Linked DNA regions of Homo sapiens: region 2 is linked to region 1. A link is a loop called in an ENCODE intact Hi-C map of the cell type or tissue named here. Cell type or tissue: ovary. All regions are shown on one strand. Each heading gives the region's core, and the rest is flanking DNA. Links, peaks and the distances in the headings are about the cores only. Region 1 overlaps CASP5 (caspase 5). Region 2 has its middle 150 kb from the start of MIR4693.

Region 1 (8,322 bases), core at 323-8,322:
AACAAAGAGATTGAAATAATTAGAATGAATCAAGCAGAAACTCTGGAATTGAACAATATAATTGATATACTAAAGAATGCGTCAGAGTCCCTTAATAGTAGAATTGATCAAGCAGAATAAAGAATTAATGAGCTTGAAGACAGTTTATTTGGAAGTATACAGCCACAGGAAATGTAGGAAGGAAAAAAAACAATAAAGCATGACTACAAGATCTAGAAAAGAGGCTCAAAGGGATAAATCTAAAAGTTATTGGCATTAAAGATGAAGTAGAGAAAGAGATAGGGATAGAAAGTTTATTTCAAAGGAGTAATATCAGAAAACTTCCCAAGCCTAAAGAAAAATATCAACCTTCAAGTACAAGAAAGTTATAGAACACCAAGCAGATTTAACCCAAAGAAGACTACCTCAAGACATTTGATAATCAAACTTCCGAAGGTCAAAGATAAAGACAGATTTCTAAAAGCAGCAAGAGAAAGAAACAAATAATATACTCCAATATATCTAGCAGCAGACTTTTCAGTGGAAACCTTACAGGCCAGAAGAGAGTGGCGTGACATAATTAAAATGCCAAAGGAAAAAACTTTGACCCTAAAAAAGCACATCCAGTGAAAATGTCCTTCAAGCAAAAAAGATGAATAAAAACTTTCCCAGACAAACAAAAAAAAGATGAGGGCTTTTATCAATGCCAGACATGTTCTACAAGAAATGCTAAACCAAGTTCTTCAATCTGAAAAAAAGGACTTAAATGAGCAAGAAAGAATCATTTGAAGATACAAAACTCACTGGTAATAGTAAGAGCACAGAAAAACACAGAATATTATAACGCTGTAATTGTGATGTGTAAACATCTCTTAATTAGAAAGACTAAACCAATCAAAAATAATAACTACGACTACTTTTCAAGATGCAGACAGTACATGAAGACATCAAGAGAAACAACAAAAAGTTAAAAATTGAGATGATGCAACTAAAGTATACAGTTTTTATTAGTTTTCTTTTTCCATGGTTGTTTGTTTATGCAATCAGTATTTAGCTGTTATCAGTTTAAAATAATGAGTTATAAGATAGTATTTGCAGACCTCATGGCATCCATACAATGGATACTCAAAAAGTAAAAAGCAAAAAATTGAATCATACTACAAGAGAAAATCACCTTTGCTAAAAGCAAGACAGAAGAAAAGGAAAAAAGGAAGATAAGATCATAAAACAAGCAGACAACAAATAACAAAATGGCAGGAGTAATAAAAGACATTTAAATTAAAAAGAAAGAAGTCAAATTATCTTTGTTTGCAGATCATATTTTCTTCTTATTTGGAAATCGTAAAGACTCCACCAGAAAACTATTAGAACAGATAAACAAATTTGATAAAGTTACAGGAGATAAAATCAATATACAAAAATCTGTAGCATTTCTACATGCCAACACTAAACAATTCAAAAAAGAAATTTAAAAAGTAATCCCATTTATAGCAGCCTTAAATAAATGCCTAGGATTTAACTTCACCAAACAAGGGAAAGACCTCTACAATGAAAACTATAATACACTGATGAAAGAAATTGAAGAGGACGCAAAAATAAAATGATATTCCATGCTCATGAATGGAAAGATCTAATATTGTTAAAATGTACAAACTACCCAAAGCAACCTACAGACTGAATGCCATCTCTGTCCAAATGCCATCTCTGTCCAATAAAAAGAATGCCCAACAACATTCTTTACAGAAATAGGTGAAATGAGTCTAAAATTTATATTGAACTGCAAAAGACCCAGAATAGCCAAAGCTATCCTGAGCAAAAGGAACAAAACTAGAGGAATCACATTACATAATTCCAAATTATACTACAGAACTATAATAATTAAAACAGCATGGTACTGGCATAAAAACAGATGCATAGACCAATGGAACAAAATAGAGAACACAGAAACAAATTTACACACCTACAGTGAGCTCGTTTTTGACAAAGGTGTCAAGAATATACCCTGGGGAAAAGATAGCCTTTTCAATAAATGGTGCTGGGAAAACAGGATATCCATTTGCAGAAGAATGAAACTATAACCTTATCTCTTGCCACATACAAAAACAAAATCAAAACTGATGAAAGATTTAAATCTAAGACCTCAAATTATGAAACTACTAAAATAAAACATTAGGGAAACTATTAGAACATTGGTGTGGGCAAAAATTTTTTGAGTAATACCCCACAAGCACAAGAAACAAAAGCAAAAATGGACAAATAGAATCATATCATGTTAAAAAGCATCTGTGGAATAAAGAAAATAATCAAGGTGAAAGACAACCAACAGCATGGGAGAAAATATTTGCAAACTCTCCAAATGAAAAGGGATTAATAACCAAAATTTATAAGGAGCTGAAACAACTCTATAAGAAAAAAATCTAATGATCTGATTTAAAAATGGGTAAAAGAAAAAAATAAAAATGGGTAGAAGATTTGGATAGATATTTCTCAAAAGAAAACATAAAAACAACAAACAGGCTTATGAAAAGATATTCAGCACCATTGATGATCAGAGAAATGCAAATCAAAACTCCAATGATACATCATCTCACCCCAGTTAAAATGACTTTTATCCAAATGATAGGCAATAAACAGTGCTGGTGAGGATGCAGAGAAAAGGAAACATTCATACACTGTTGGGAATGTAAATTAGTACAACCACTATGAAGAAGAGTTTGGAGCCTTCTCAAAAAAAACTAAAGATAAAGCTACCATATAATCCAGCAATTCCACTTCGGGGTATGTAGCCAGAAGAAAGAAAATCAGTATATTGAAGAGACATCTGCACTCCCATATTTTTTTGCAGCACTGTTTACATCAGCTAAGATTTGGAAGCAGTCTAAGTGTCCATCAACAGATGAATGGATAAAAAAAATATGGTACATATACACAATGCAGTACTATTCAGCCATAAGAAAGACTGAGATTCTGTCATTTGCAACAACATGGATGGAATGGGAGATCATTGCATTAAGCAAAACAAGCCAGCCACAGAAAGACAAACATCACATGTTTTCATGTATTTGTGGAATCTAAAAATAAAAACAATTGAACTTATGAGTATAGAGAGTAGAAAGTTGATTACCAGAAGCTGGAAGGGTAGTGGAGGGTTGCAGGAGGAGGTGGGAATGGTTAATAGGTACAAAATTTATTAGAATGAATGAATAAGACCTAGTAATTGACAGCACCCCAGGTGACTATAGTCAAAATAATTTAATTGCGCATTAAAAAATAACTAAAAGGGGATAATTTGATTATAACACAAAGGATAAATGCTTGAGGGTATAAATATTCTATTTTTTCATGATGTGATTATTATACATTGAATGTCTGTATCAATATATCCCATGTATCTCATAAGTGCATTCATTATTTGTGATAACACCAAAATTAAAAGTTAAAAAGCATCTCATACTTTTCTCTGTTGTTATACATATTCTCCAACTAAAAATGATGGTGGGATTATGGATCAAAAGATTACAAGGCAAAAGATTACAGGGACCATGTCTTTAAAATTAAAACTTTCAAAATATGTGTAAATACTTGCTAATGTGAGTATATGTCAACACTATTTACTTCTTTCACTGGATGTTAGGGAAAAAAGGAACGGGGTGGATCCTTCTGGGTAAAGGAAAATAGTTTCACTAAATTCTTGTCTTTATTTCAGAAAATGCCTGCCCTTCAAGGCAGATAAGAGAGTATTTTTTTAATATATTTTAAGTCTAATTTTCCCCTTTTAAGTCAAATTCTTCTTTTCTCTTTGGGTGACATTACTGATTATTATTATCTCCAATGGAAGATAGCTACATATATGAATGGAGGGAAAGAGAAGTCGTTTGGAAATGAAAGACTAACAGAAAAAGAACTCATATTATTTGAACCCAATTCATTTTTACTTTGATTCCTAGTTACGAATTCTAATTCTATCCAACCTTAGTTTTAAGAGTCTTGGCAAAGAATTGTAACACAGGCAATTTTGGCTTCCTGTATGCCATTCAACCTGCTGTCCATTCTGCAAGCCATCTTTCTTAATTATAAATCTGACTATAAATAACGCCCCTGTTTAATAATATTCTAAAATAATTTACACTGTCCCCAGGACAAATAATTACTCCTATATATTTCATCAGTACATCTAATCTTTTCAAACCATACTTCAACTTTTACATTGCAACCATACAATTTTTTTAATTCCCAAATTTGTCTTATCGTTTTGCACTCTCAATTTTGGTGCGTGATTTTTCCTCCCCCTTATAAAATTCTCTTTTTGATATAACAAATTTATCATAATAAAAGCATGCACACTTACATGCAAACATAAGTCTCTGTGTTCTGTTTTCCTGTCAATTTTTAACACCGTTAATAACTCAAATTAAACTCCTATTTTTCATTGTACCACCACTAGTCTCTAAATTGCTGGGAGTTCTCACTCCACTGTTGCCTGCACAACCCTGGAAGTATAAATTTGGAAGGTGAGGGGACAGAGGCTGACTTAAGGCTGCCAGTGATACTCCCTTCACTATTTCAAAAAGTCGCATAAGTGATCTCTTTTCTTCTCTCTCCAATTCTGTTCATGTGTCAATTGGGGTATTGTTTATCTATCACACTCACTTGGGTTTTTTTGTTTGTTAAATATACAAAAGACTGATACTTAAATCATTTTTTAATAATAAATATAGGTTTGCCACTAAAATTAAACAATAGAAAAGTTTGTAAAGTGGAAAAGGATTATCCACACTCTTTAATTTGACACAAGGTAACCCCAATTATATGTTTAGCTTGCATCTTTCTGAATTTTTTCTATGCTTTTGTAAAACACTTAATATATTACCGATTTTATTGATTTCCTTAATCATTGGCTTCCTAGTATCCTTGACCTTTGCTTCAACCCTGTAACAGTCTTATGACTTGGTTTTGGCCAACATAATGCAGTAGAAGGATCTCGTGCAATTCCCAGCTCAGGCTTTATGAAGCCTGGTGCTCTTCTTCCTCGTGGACACCTGAACCTAAATGAGGACGAGCCTGAGCCACATTGCTGGCTAATAAGACACATCATGTGGAAAAGAGCCCAGCTGCCCCAGCCAGCCAAGGTCATTCTAGACCAGCCATGTGCTTTCCAAACATATGAGAGATCCCAGCCTTTCAGTAAAGATGCCTACCCCATGCAGAGGTGATCTCAGACACATGGATAATCTCAGCAGAGTCAAGACCTACCTAGCTAACTGGTAACCTTGTGAACAATAGCAAATGCTTATTGTGTTAAACTACTGAGGTTTTGGGTGTTTTGATACCCATAAATAAATAACTGGCAGACACATATTTACCTATACCTTTTTTCCTTATAGCACCAGTATCATATATTATCAACAATTTGCTCCATTTGTTTAATCTTTGCTTCACAACATAGGACAAACCCTTTAAAAATTCAACACATTAAAATTCAATACTACCTGATTTTTAGAAATCTATAAATTATTAAAAGTGTCAATTCAATATAATTTTAAATATTTTGTCAAAGTAATACATTCATGAGACAGTCCATAGTACAGAAAAGAATACAATAAAAATCATATTTCCCAGTACAACTCTCCCCACCTTTAGTCCCACATACTAGAGGTAATTTCCTTCAATTATTTTTGTTTTGTTTTGTTTGGCAGTAACATTTGGAATTCTCAATAATGACTATTATACCTCTGTGTTTCCCGAAATATAGAACATAAACAATGCCATTGACTACCTGATATGAAAAATGAGATGCAGCTCACTTACATAGCCACATATCTGGTCTATTCTACCTAATATTTGATGATGTCATGATGTTCATACTTTTTATTGATTAATTGTGGAACAATAAATAATATATTTAATCCTAATTTCTTCTTTCATCAATGTTGCTCAGTAGTTAAATTTTCTCTATGTAAGTTGATTAATGTTGCCCTCATACCTTCTCACTTTCAATTATATCATTATATTTTTGCAATTTTTATCGTAGTAAAATGCCATAACAAAATTACAAGCTTAACAATTTTAAGTGTACAGCCAAATAGTATTAAAATACATTCATAATTTTGCACAACAATCACCCATCTACCTCCAGAATTCTTTCTATCTTGTAAATCTGAAACTTTATAACCATTAAATGACACTTCATTTTCTCCTGCCCTAGCACCTGGCAATCACCATTCTACTTTCTGTCTCTGTGAATCTGATAATCTAGGTACCTCATATAAGTGTGATCATATTGTATTTTTGTGTGTGTGAATGGCTTATTTTACCTGGCATAATGTCCTCAAAGTTCCTCTATATTTTAGCATATGTCAGAACTTCCCTCCTTTCTATGCTAAATTATATTTTATTATATCTATATACAATATTTTACTTATCCATTTTTCAGTCCATGGATACTTTCGTTGCTTCCACATTTTAGATATCATGAACAACGTTGCCATGAATATGGGTGTATAAGTGTATCTTTGAGACCCTGCTTTCAATTATTTTAGGGATGTACCCAAAGGTGGAGTTTCTGGATCCTATGATAATTCTAGCTTTAATTTTGTGAGGAACTTCCATACTGTTTTCCACAGTGGTGCCATTTGACATTGTCACCAACAGAGCACAGGGTTCCGATTATTCTACATCCCTGCAAACACCTGTTATTTTGTGTTTGTTTGTATGTTTTGATGGGAGTCATTCTAATGGGTATGAGGTGGTATCTTATACTTTTAACACCATCTTCTTTCATTCTATTGTTGGCGGTAAGTCACAGCCAGTCGTCTTCATCAGCCAAGTATAGATGTTACATGAGCCATAAAACTCGAAAATCTAGTTAGTTTCTTCCACTTCATTTTCACTCGTCCACCATTTTCATTGAAATTATATTGTCTATTAGAGAATCTAAAAAGATACAGTTCATACAATCTAAAAAGATACAGTCTTTACTTTTATTGAAATACCAAATATTGACTATGCAAGCTATACTGGTAAATGTGCTCTTTGATGTTGACAGAGGAGGGCTGGGCTGCCTGTGGTTTCCTGCAGAAGAGAGAAAGGACAGAAGGTCAAGATGGTTACCCCTCACTGCCTTCATCCCATCCTTCATTATGATTCTTCTTCCATCTTCTGCCATATGCTTTTGCCATTTCCCTCGACTTCCATCTGTGACCTCTGTGTCTATTTAGTGAAAAGTACTCAGGAATATCTTTGTAAAACCTAAGTTAAATTATGTCACTTCTCTTTTCCAAAGCACTGGAAGGGTTTCCTATCTACTCAGATAATATTTTTTTAAAGATTTACCATGTGATGTTCAAGCACATTGTGATGAGGCTCCTCACTGTTTCTCCTAATTTGTCTCTGTCAGTTCCCTCACTTGCATTCTCTTTTGGTCACACTATCTCATTGTAGTTCTTTTTAAACCTGTTCAGCATATTTCTGCCCCAGGGCATTTGCACTTGTATTCTGTGCTGGAACACCTCTCCTGCATAAGAACCACATGATTCACTCTCCAACTCTGTGCATTCTTTATTCCAATTTCATTATTTCAAGGCAGGTTTTCCTGAATAAAGTACCTATAGTTGAGCATGTATTTTCTACAGTCCCATAACTGTGGCTGAATGTCAGTAATGAGACAGCCAAGTAAAAAGGGCTCCCTGGCAGAACCTCCCACCAGACTGTGCACTGGGAAGAATGCACACTGGGGTGGAGCCTTGGGAAGTTCATGCCATTTGCAGCAGGGAGAAGCCTGGCCCCTCCTCTTCCTGGGTGGTACCTGGTATTCAATCTGCGAGGCAGGAAGGGCATTAGCAGGACTCTGGCTCTGTGAAGGGTCTGTTTCCCATTTTTTTCCTTTTCACACAATAAACCCTGCCCTCCTCACCTTTCAGATTGTCTGTGAGTCTAATTTCTCATGGTCGTGTGACAAGGACCCCATCTTTAGCTGAACTAAGGAGAAAGTCAACAACAGTAATGTGATATGTGCACTCAGAGGACCAAAGCCCTGCTTTCCCCATAGATAGCTCCTGTGTTTACTCTGTTTTGTTCAAGGTCTGATGCACTGTTTGGTAACTAAGTGTGGCAGGTGGGAGAGAAACAGAGAGAGAGACAAAGAGAGGGAGTGTATGAGAGATAAATGAACATAATTAATAATGGTAATATTTGTACATTATTATTTTAATAATTACTAACCTAGGACTTTCATTGTGTATTACATTTTGCTGCAATTTTCCTTACCCTTTGATTGATTATATAGTTGAGGGAAACTAAATGCATATAAGTAGAATAAAAAAGAGCAAATAAATACTCACCAGA
Region 2 (8,350 bases), core at 39-8,038, 1.3 Mb before region 1:
TTACTCTCAAGTTCCCTCTCATTTCAGGGAGATCCAGCCATGCCCATACTGCAGAGCACACCATAAACTGCAGTGTTGATGAAGGGGGAAGGGGCAGACTCTCCTAGCTGTAATCCCAACACTTTCATATGGAGACTGCCTATGAAAGTCCTTACATCTTCCTGGTTCCCTCATTTCTAGCTTTCAGATGTCACATTGTAAAAATTAAAATTGAATTGACATTATTTAAGCACATTGAAAGTTTTCTAGTATTTGAGATCTTTGCATGAGACTATTGCTTCCCAGAGAGATCTGGAACAACCACATTGGGCAAACGTCTGTCATATCCACAGATCTAGCTTGCACCATTAGGTTTCAGGCACAGAGAAGAAAGAGCATCTTTAACCAAAGCCAAAATTGCAAACTATATCATAAGGAAAGGAAAGGGGAACTAAGTAGAAATGGGAGGGGAAGAGGAAAAGAAATAACAATGGATTGAGCACTTTTTATATCCAAGGTATAATACAAGCCTCTTTATGTGATTATCATCAAATGAAGACAGAGAAGCTCAGATGGGTTAGTTGATTTGCTCAAACCTGCTTTGCTAGAAAGTGGGGAACCTGCAATTTTACCCTGCTTTCTTGGGTTCCAGATCACTTGTCACTCTGCCATTTCACAGAAAAAGTACAAAACAGATTAAACAAATAAGCAATACAAAAGGCAAAGTGCAAGACGTAATACCTATTTGTTCTAACCCTTAAATGTAGCTCTTCTCATTGTCCAGATGGGCTATGATGTAAGGACACTTGCCTCAAATGGTCAAAGCACATTGGCAGACATTTCCATGCATCCCTCCGGCTGCCACAGCCTGCCATGTGGGTGCAGACTCTCTGCCAGTGGAGCCTTCTGCTGTTGACGTTGCCTATGGGCCTCCTCATCTCCCTGAGCCTGGAAACCCAGCTCCATGATGTTGTAAGGGCTGCCCTCTTGCTGATAACTGCCAAATTTCCTTGATGTTCAAGGGCTTGGAAGAGCCCAACATTTGAGTAGCTCAGTGCACAGATGGATTCAGAATTTCAGGGTGCTGGAGCTGAAGATTCAGAAATGTGAGACATTCTAGGGAGATGTTGACTTAGCTCCAAGCATTAGGGCTCCTCAGATTAAAAACATCTAACCCATCTACAATACAAGAATTTTAAAGTGATCTGTGGATTTGAGTTGTTATAAGAACTATTTTGCTTACATTATAAGAACGTTATTCATGACCATTTATTAAAGACTTCTAGTGCTTTTGTATATATAGCTTATCTGTTGTCTTCGTAATGACTCTATCGTAAAATCTTAGCCCCATGTTTAGCTGAAGAAATGAATGCTCAGACAAGGTAGGCCATTTGCCCAAATTCACACAGCAACTAAATTATAGAATGGGAATTCTAACCCAAGTCTGATTCCAGAGTAAGTGTTGTACAATTGCCCCCCTAATAATGGGTAAAGTCAATGTGTGTGGGCTAAGCTGGTAACCTAATAATCACTTAACTTCTATTTTTTAATCTATATTTTTCTAATCACAAATTTAAATTGAGAATTCCAGTTATGTAATTATCTACTAATGAATAATAACTACTTATTACCAAGGCATACTACTAAATATGTTTACTCAAAAGTGCATTTCATTTTGAAAATTTTGTTTTTAATTGACACACAATATTATGCTTATTTATGAGGTACAGTGTGGTATTTTGATACATTCTGTAAAAAATCAAGTCAGGTTATTTAGCATATTCATCACCTCATACATTTGTCTTTCCTTTGTGGTGAGAACATTCAAAATCCTCTCTTTTATGTATTTTGAAACATACAATGCAATATTGTTAACAATAGTCACCCTACTGTTCAAGGGAACATCAGAATTTATTCCTGCTATCTAACTGTAACTTTGTACCTATTGATCAATCTCTCCCTATTCTCCCCTCCTCCCTCCCCTCCCCAGCTTCAGTGACAACTATTATACTATCTGCTTTAATGAGATCAACTTCTTTAGATTCCACATATGAGTGAGATCATGTGGTATTTATCTTTCTGTGCCTGGCTTATTTCACAGAGTGCTGCACACACTGGTTTTTCTCAACATAACATATCTTAAAGCCTTTCCCATATCAGCACATACAGTTCTAGCTCATGTCTTAATGACTATAATTTTTCATTATATGGTTGTATTTAACAGAGCCAATGCTAATGAATGTCTAAGTGGTTACCAGTTTTTTTGTAATTGCAAAAATGGTTTCAGTGAATCTTTTTTGAACATAATTTTGGCATACTATACCAGTACATCTACTGGCTAAATTTTTAGCAGAATTGTGGAGTCAGTGTACAGGCAAAACATTGATAAATGTTGCCTAATTGTGTTTCAAAGGAGTTGAATCTGTTTACCTTACCAGACACAGTGTATGAAGGGGCTCATTTCCCTTTAAACTTGTGAATACTGGGCATTCTCAAATTTTAATTTTTGTGCTAATCTGATAGATAAATTATGAAACCTTTATTTTTGAGATAAAATTCATATAACACAAAATTGACCCTTTAAAAGTATATAATTCTGTGGCTTTTAGTATATTCATGTTGTGCAACCATTACCACAATCTAATTGTAGAATATTTTCATAACACTAGAAAGAAACATCATACTTATTAGCAGTCACTCTCCATTCTCCCCTCCCTCAATCTAGTCCCTGGCTACCACTAATCCACTTTCTGCCTGTATAGATTTGCTTATTCTGAACATGTCACATAAATGGAATTATACAATATGTGAGCTTTTGTGTCTCAGTTCTTTCACTGAACATGTTTTTAAGATTTATCCATGATGTAGCCATGAATTAGTATTTTCTTTTTATGGCTGAATAACATTCTTTGTTTGGATATACTACAATTTGTTTAACTATTAATCAGTTGATGGACATTGAGATTGTTTACACTTTATGACTATTAACAATTTTGTTATGATAATTTATGTACAAATTTTTGCATGAACATAGGTTTCAGTTCTCATTGGATATATACCTAAGAGTGGAATTCCTGGGTCACATGGTATCTCTATGTTTAACATTTTGCAGAACTGCCAAACTGTTTTTCCAAAATGGCTGTATCACTTTACATTCCCCCCAAAATGCACAAGGGTTTTAATTTCTTTAATCCTCACCAATACTTATTATTGTCTATCTTTTTGATTGTAGCCATCTTCGTGGGTGATATGGTTTGGCTCTGTGTCCCCACCCAAATCTCATCCTAAATTTTAATCCCCATAATCCCCACATGTCGAGGAAGAGACCTGGTGGGAGGTGATTGGATCTTGGGGGTGGTTACCCCCATGCTGTTCGTGTGATAGTGAGTGAGTTCTCATGAGCTCTGATGGTTTTATAAGGGACTTTTCTCCCTTTGCTCTCTCTCACCTGCCGCCATGTAAGATGTGCCTGCTTCCCCTTCTGCCATGATCGTAAGTTTCCTGAGGCCTTTCTAGCCACGTGGAACTGTGAGTCAATTAAATCTCTTTTCTTTATAGATTACCGAGTCTTGGGCAGTTCTTTATAGCAGTGTGAAAACAGACTACATATCTTGAAGGCTTTCCCATATCAGGACATACAGTTCTAGCTCACGTTTTAATGACTATATTTTTTCATTATATGATTGTGTCTAACAGAGTCCATGACGATGAATGACTAAGTGGCTCCCAGTTTTTTTTGTTATTGCAAACAATGGGCTATAAAGTTGTATCTCTAGATGGTTTTGATTTGCATTTCCTTAATAATTATCTTGAGCATCTTTTCATGTGCTTATTGGCCATTTGAACATTTTTTTGTAGAAATATCTATTTAAGTTCTTTGTTCACCTTTATTATTGAATTATTTGTGTTCCAATTGTTGAGTTCTAAGAGTTGTTTCTATATTCTGGATATCATATTCGTATCAGATAAATGATTCGTAAATATTTTCTTCCACTCTAGAGGGTTGTCTTTTTACTTTCCTGAGAGTATGTTTTGTAGCACAACAGTCTTTAATTTTGATGAAGTCCAACTTATCTATTATTTTTCTTTGGTTTCTTGTGCTTTAGGTGTCATATCTAAGAAACCATTGCCTAATATAAATATTTATACCGACATTTTCTTCTAGGAGTTGTATAGTTGTCGCTGTTACATTTAGATCTTTGATTCATTTTGAGTTAATTTTTGTATATGGTGAGAGTTAGGGTCCAAGTTCATTCTTTTGCATGGAGCTGTCCATTTTTCACAACACCACTTACTGAAAAAACTATTCTTTACCCATTGAATTGTCTTGGCACTATTTTTGAAAATTAATTGCTTCCACATTTATTGCTTAATTTCTAGACTTTCAATTATATTCCATTAGTCTATATGTCTATCCTTATACCAGTACCACACAGTCTTGATTATTATTGTTTTGTAGCCAGTTTTGAAATTGGGAAGTGTGGGCTATCCAACTTTGTTCTTTTTCAAGATTTTTGGCTATCTTATGTCACTTGCACTTTCATATGAACTTTAGAGTCAGCTTGTAAATTTCTGCAAAGAAGTCATCTGGGATTTTAATAAATATTACATTGAATTTGAATCTGTACATTGATTTGGGGACTATTGTCATCTTAACAATATTATCTTCTAATCTATGAGCAGGAGATACACTTACATTTATTTAAGTAGTCTTTAATCATTCATAGTTTAATCACTCTTCTACTTCTTTTGATGCATTTATTATTTTCGATGCTACTGTAAGTAGATTTTCTTGATATTTCATTTTCAGAATGATCATTGCTATTGTACAGAAATCCCTGTATCCTGCAACTTTGCTGAACTTGATTACCAGCTTTCCTAATTTTTTTGTGGATTCATTAAGATTTTCTACAAATAAGATTATGGCAAATACAGATAGCTTTGCTTCTTCCTTTCTAATCTGAGTGCTTTTTTGTTGTGGTAAAAAACACATAACATGAGATCTACTCTCTTAACAAATTTTTAAGTGTACAATATACATTGTTAACCATAAACACAATGTTGTACAGCAGATGTCTGAGTCCAGCTAAATAATTGGTATTCCAGAATCCACCAGCAGGTCGCATAATGAAAATTCTCACGAATGAGGCTTTGAAGGTGCTCCAACCTCATTCTGCCCTCTCCACTGACTGCCAGGCTGCCGGTTTTCATCATGATTGTAGGATGTTGGCTTTTAAGCTCCCATGGAGCTGAGAGGGAAAGGTGGAAATATGTTGAGTTTAAATGCCACAAAGCATGCTGTTCTTATTAGTATTCTGCTCTATTTTTTCAATGAAATCTCTCTGGCTTGCAGAAAGCCTTTTGTTAATTTCCAGTGTAGATTCTTAGAATTTTTGTCATGTTTTTCCATTGCTTTTATGGAGGAGAAAAGTTTCAGAGGACCTCACTCGGCCTTTCCCTCCTTCTTTCCCTCCCTCCCTCCCTCCTTCCCTCCCTCCTTCCCTCCTTCCCTCCTTCCCTCCCTTCCCTCCTTCCCTCCCTTCCTTCCTTCCTTCCTTCCTTCCTTCCTTCCTTCCTTCCTTCCTTCCTTCCTTCCTTCTTTTTTTGGAGACAGAGTCTCCTTACGTTGCCCAGGCTGGCTTTGAACTGCTTGTGCTCCTGAGTAGCTGGGACTACAGGTATGTGCTATGGTACCCAGTTTTTCACTCTGCCATTTTTATTGATATCATCCCACTAGCTTAACTTCTTTGTAAATACTCATTCTGAGTTCCAAGTAACCATTTTACAAATGTACTTTTGGATATTTTTCTTTGTCTTTTGGAGAGGGCCTAAATTAATCTCTCTCTCACCACTTCCAATAATACAGAGCTAGGCCACAGTCACAGAAGTTACCCCCGCCCCACCCCACCCTATGCTATGTAATTTGAGAGATGTGACAGGTTCTGCCACCTTCAGATCTCTTTCATACCAGCTTACCTCCGTTGAACTTCCTCCCACTAGAATCACTAAATGGTGAAAGCACAAAGATCTGGGCACTATCTGGGCTCCAGTTAAACATTCATGATACCAAGAAGCATTGCTAAAAATACTCCTGCCTTATGAGATGATAGATGCAGGAGGGAATAACACATAGCATGTCCAAGCCTTGGGTAGCCCCAGTGGTGAGGAGACAGAATAGAGGTAGCAGGGTGAGATGGAAAAACAGTGTATTAGTCTTGCAATTAAAAAACCTAATCTCAAATCTACCCCACATGGCTTTGTAATCTTAATTAAATTGCATATCTAATTTAGTTTCAGTTTTTAATTGGTAAAATGAATAAAATAATTCTTACCATGTGGAGTTGTCATGAGGATGAAATACATAAAGTGTTGACTGGTATAATACCTGGCATAGAGGAGATGAATCTAGAGATGCAGATCTGATGAGTTAATAGGTGCATAGTGGGCAGACTGAGGACATGGACGCCTCTGTGACTAAGGAAAGACTGCAGTCCTGGAATGTGAGCTTTCTGTTGGCCAGAACTTTGCCTTCTAGTTCATGGCTGAATCACAGTGTCTAATGCAGGACTGTCACACACAGTAAATGCCTTATAAAATACTTGGCTATTCTTTTTGTTTCTTAAACCTCCAGAAAACAAGATTTCACAACCTCCATCAGTAATCATTTAGGCATTTAATAACCCTGCTGGGGAACATTTCTTGACAGCTTTCTAACTCCCTTTTGTTGCAGCTAGAAACCATTTCAGCTTAACTCAATTCTCAGTGCAGCATTTCAGCTCCTGTTGTACTTGAAAGTAGCACTTCTTCTGTCTTAGCTGTTGTTAATTTTGAGTCCCTTTAATAATTAATATCATATCTTACTCCAGCCAAGCTGAGAGACAGGCTCTTCTGCCTCTCCTCTGGCTTTTTAATTGGCACCTTGTGCACTGCAAACTACAGTGCAAATGAGTTAAATATCATTCTCTGGCTGACATTTTCTTGTTGTCAAAATTCAGCAAGCTCACCCTTAGGAATGTTCCAGTAAGAACTGCAGAAATGGCTCTGACTGAAGGGATGCAAATGTTTCCATGATTTTTTTTCCCCCAAATGTCTTTGCAATTGCACGTTCACATAGCTACCATGCAGACAAGGGTAGGAGACACTGATTTCCCAGTGAAAAGATTGAGGTTTATTATTTGATGTTGTAAATCGTTGAGATTGCACATTTACACATCAGGCCAAGTTCTTGGCTAGCCTTCTCAGAACTGTGGCAAATGATGATAAAAATTAAGTCTGCGAGGATCAGCAGAACATTTATTTAGTATTAACCTGAGTACCTGGTCCAGCCATGCCACCTCCTGGAAGCAGAGTTGGGTGAAGAATGAATGAATGCATTGAGGGAAATCGTAGCAATTGTATGTCAACAACGAAATGCCATAGATGTAACCAAGAAGAATGTAGAGTATTAGAAGTAGAGAAAAAAGGTTTGGAAGCAGAAACCTGAATGTGTGTGTGTGTGTGTGTGTGTGTGTGTGTGTGTGTGTGTGTACGTCTATCCATTACACAAAATTTCATCACCTGTATGCTGAGAGATCTAGGTGGCTGCTCAGAAGATGGTAAACGTTAAAGCTGAGTGCATACTTACATAAAATGTTTACAAATTTGTTTGAATGTAATCTCACCTTTAGTTTTAAAAAATCATAGTTTAGGTGATGGTCTTGATTAAACATGTGTTTTCAAAATAGAAAGATGTAGATTTTTTTCTTGTGGTCTGAGCTAAAAGTAAATAACAACTAGCCACTTAGGCTAATGATTCACATGTAACATAGGACCTGTCTTAAAGAAAGTATCTACAGAATACATATTTTTGATTAAACTGTATATTATGCAGCACATAAATTATTCCTGTGATGATTACCTATACAAAATTGAAAGGAATATGCTCCCACTGATGCCTCCTCCCCAAGAAAAGAACTGAATGAAATGTTTACCCTAAAATTGAAAGAAAAAATTAATTTTCCTATAGGTAAAATATTATAAGTAGAAAAACCTACAGACTTTGTGAGTTAAGGAAAACCTACTTTTACATTCATGTACTCACAGCATATATATTTTCTTAGAAGTCATTCTTGGCATCTGTATCAGTAATTTTGCTGTGAACAACACATGACTCCAAAACCTTTCAGTCCTAAGCATTCTTTTCTCTCATCATAAGTGCCACTGGTTGCAGGTCCATGTGCCTTTGTGTATTGAGGATTGAGACTGAAGGAGCAGTCCCTATTGGAGACATGCTATTTTGTGGCCGATAGCAACAGGGAGAGAGCTTCTAGTGCCTCTTGAACCTTCTGCTCAGAATTGGTGTATGTATGTTACATCCACTTCCATTCCTTTG

The links. Hi-C counts contacts between places; a loop is a spot of excess contacts. Peaks named below come from ENCODE experiments on the same cell type or tissue, not always from the same donor. Only the 100,000 strongest peaks of a DNase experiment are listed, where the experiment ranks them.
Region 2: a loop joins it to region 1, with 12 times the contacts of the local background. A loop is called at or near these places in 2 of 110 quality-filtered maps.

The regions. Positions count from the first base shown.
Region 1 is chr11:104,987,298-104,995,619 of GRCh38, forward strand. It overlaps CASP5 (caspase 5), which reads right to left. Exons shown (of 10, transcript NM_004347.5): 10 at 6,946-7,050. Among named protein-coding and RNA genes, the nearest start is that of CASP4, 23 kb to the left of the region's middle. In ovary, for the core only: no CTCF peak of the experiment used is centred there; no DNase peak of the experiment used is centred there.
Region 2 is chr11:103,694,219-103,702,568 of GRCh38, forward strand. No RefSeq gene overlaps it. Among named protein-coding and RNA genes, the nearest start is that of MIR4693, 150 kb to the right of the region's middle. In ovary, for the core only: no CTCF peak of the experiment used is centred there; no DNase peak of the experiment used is centred there.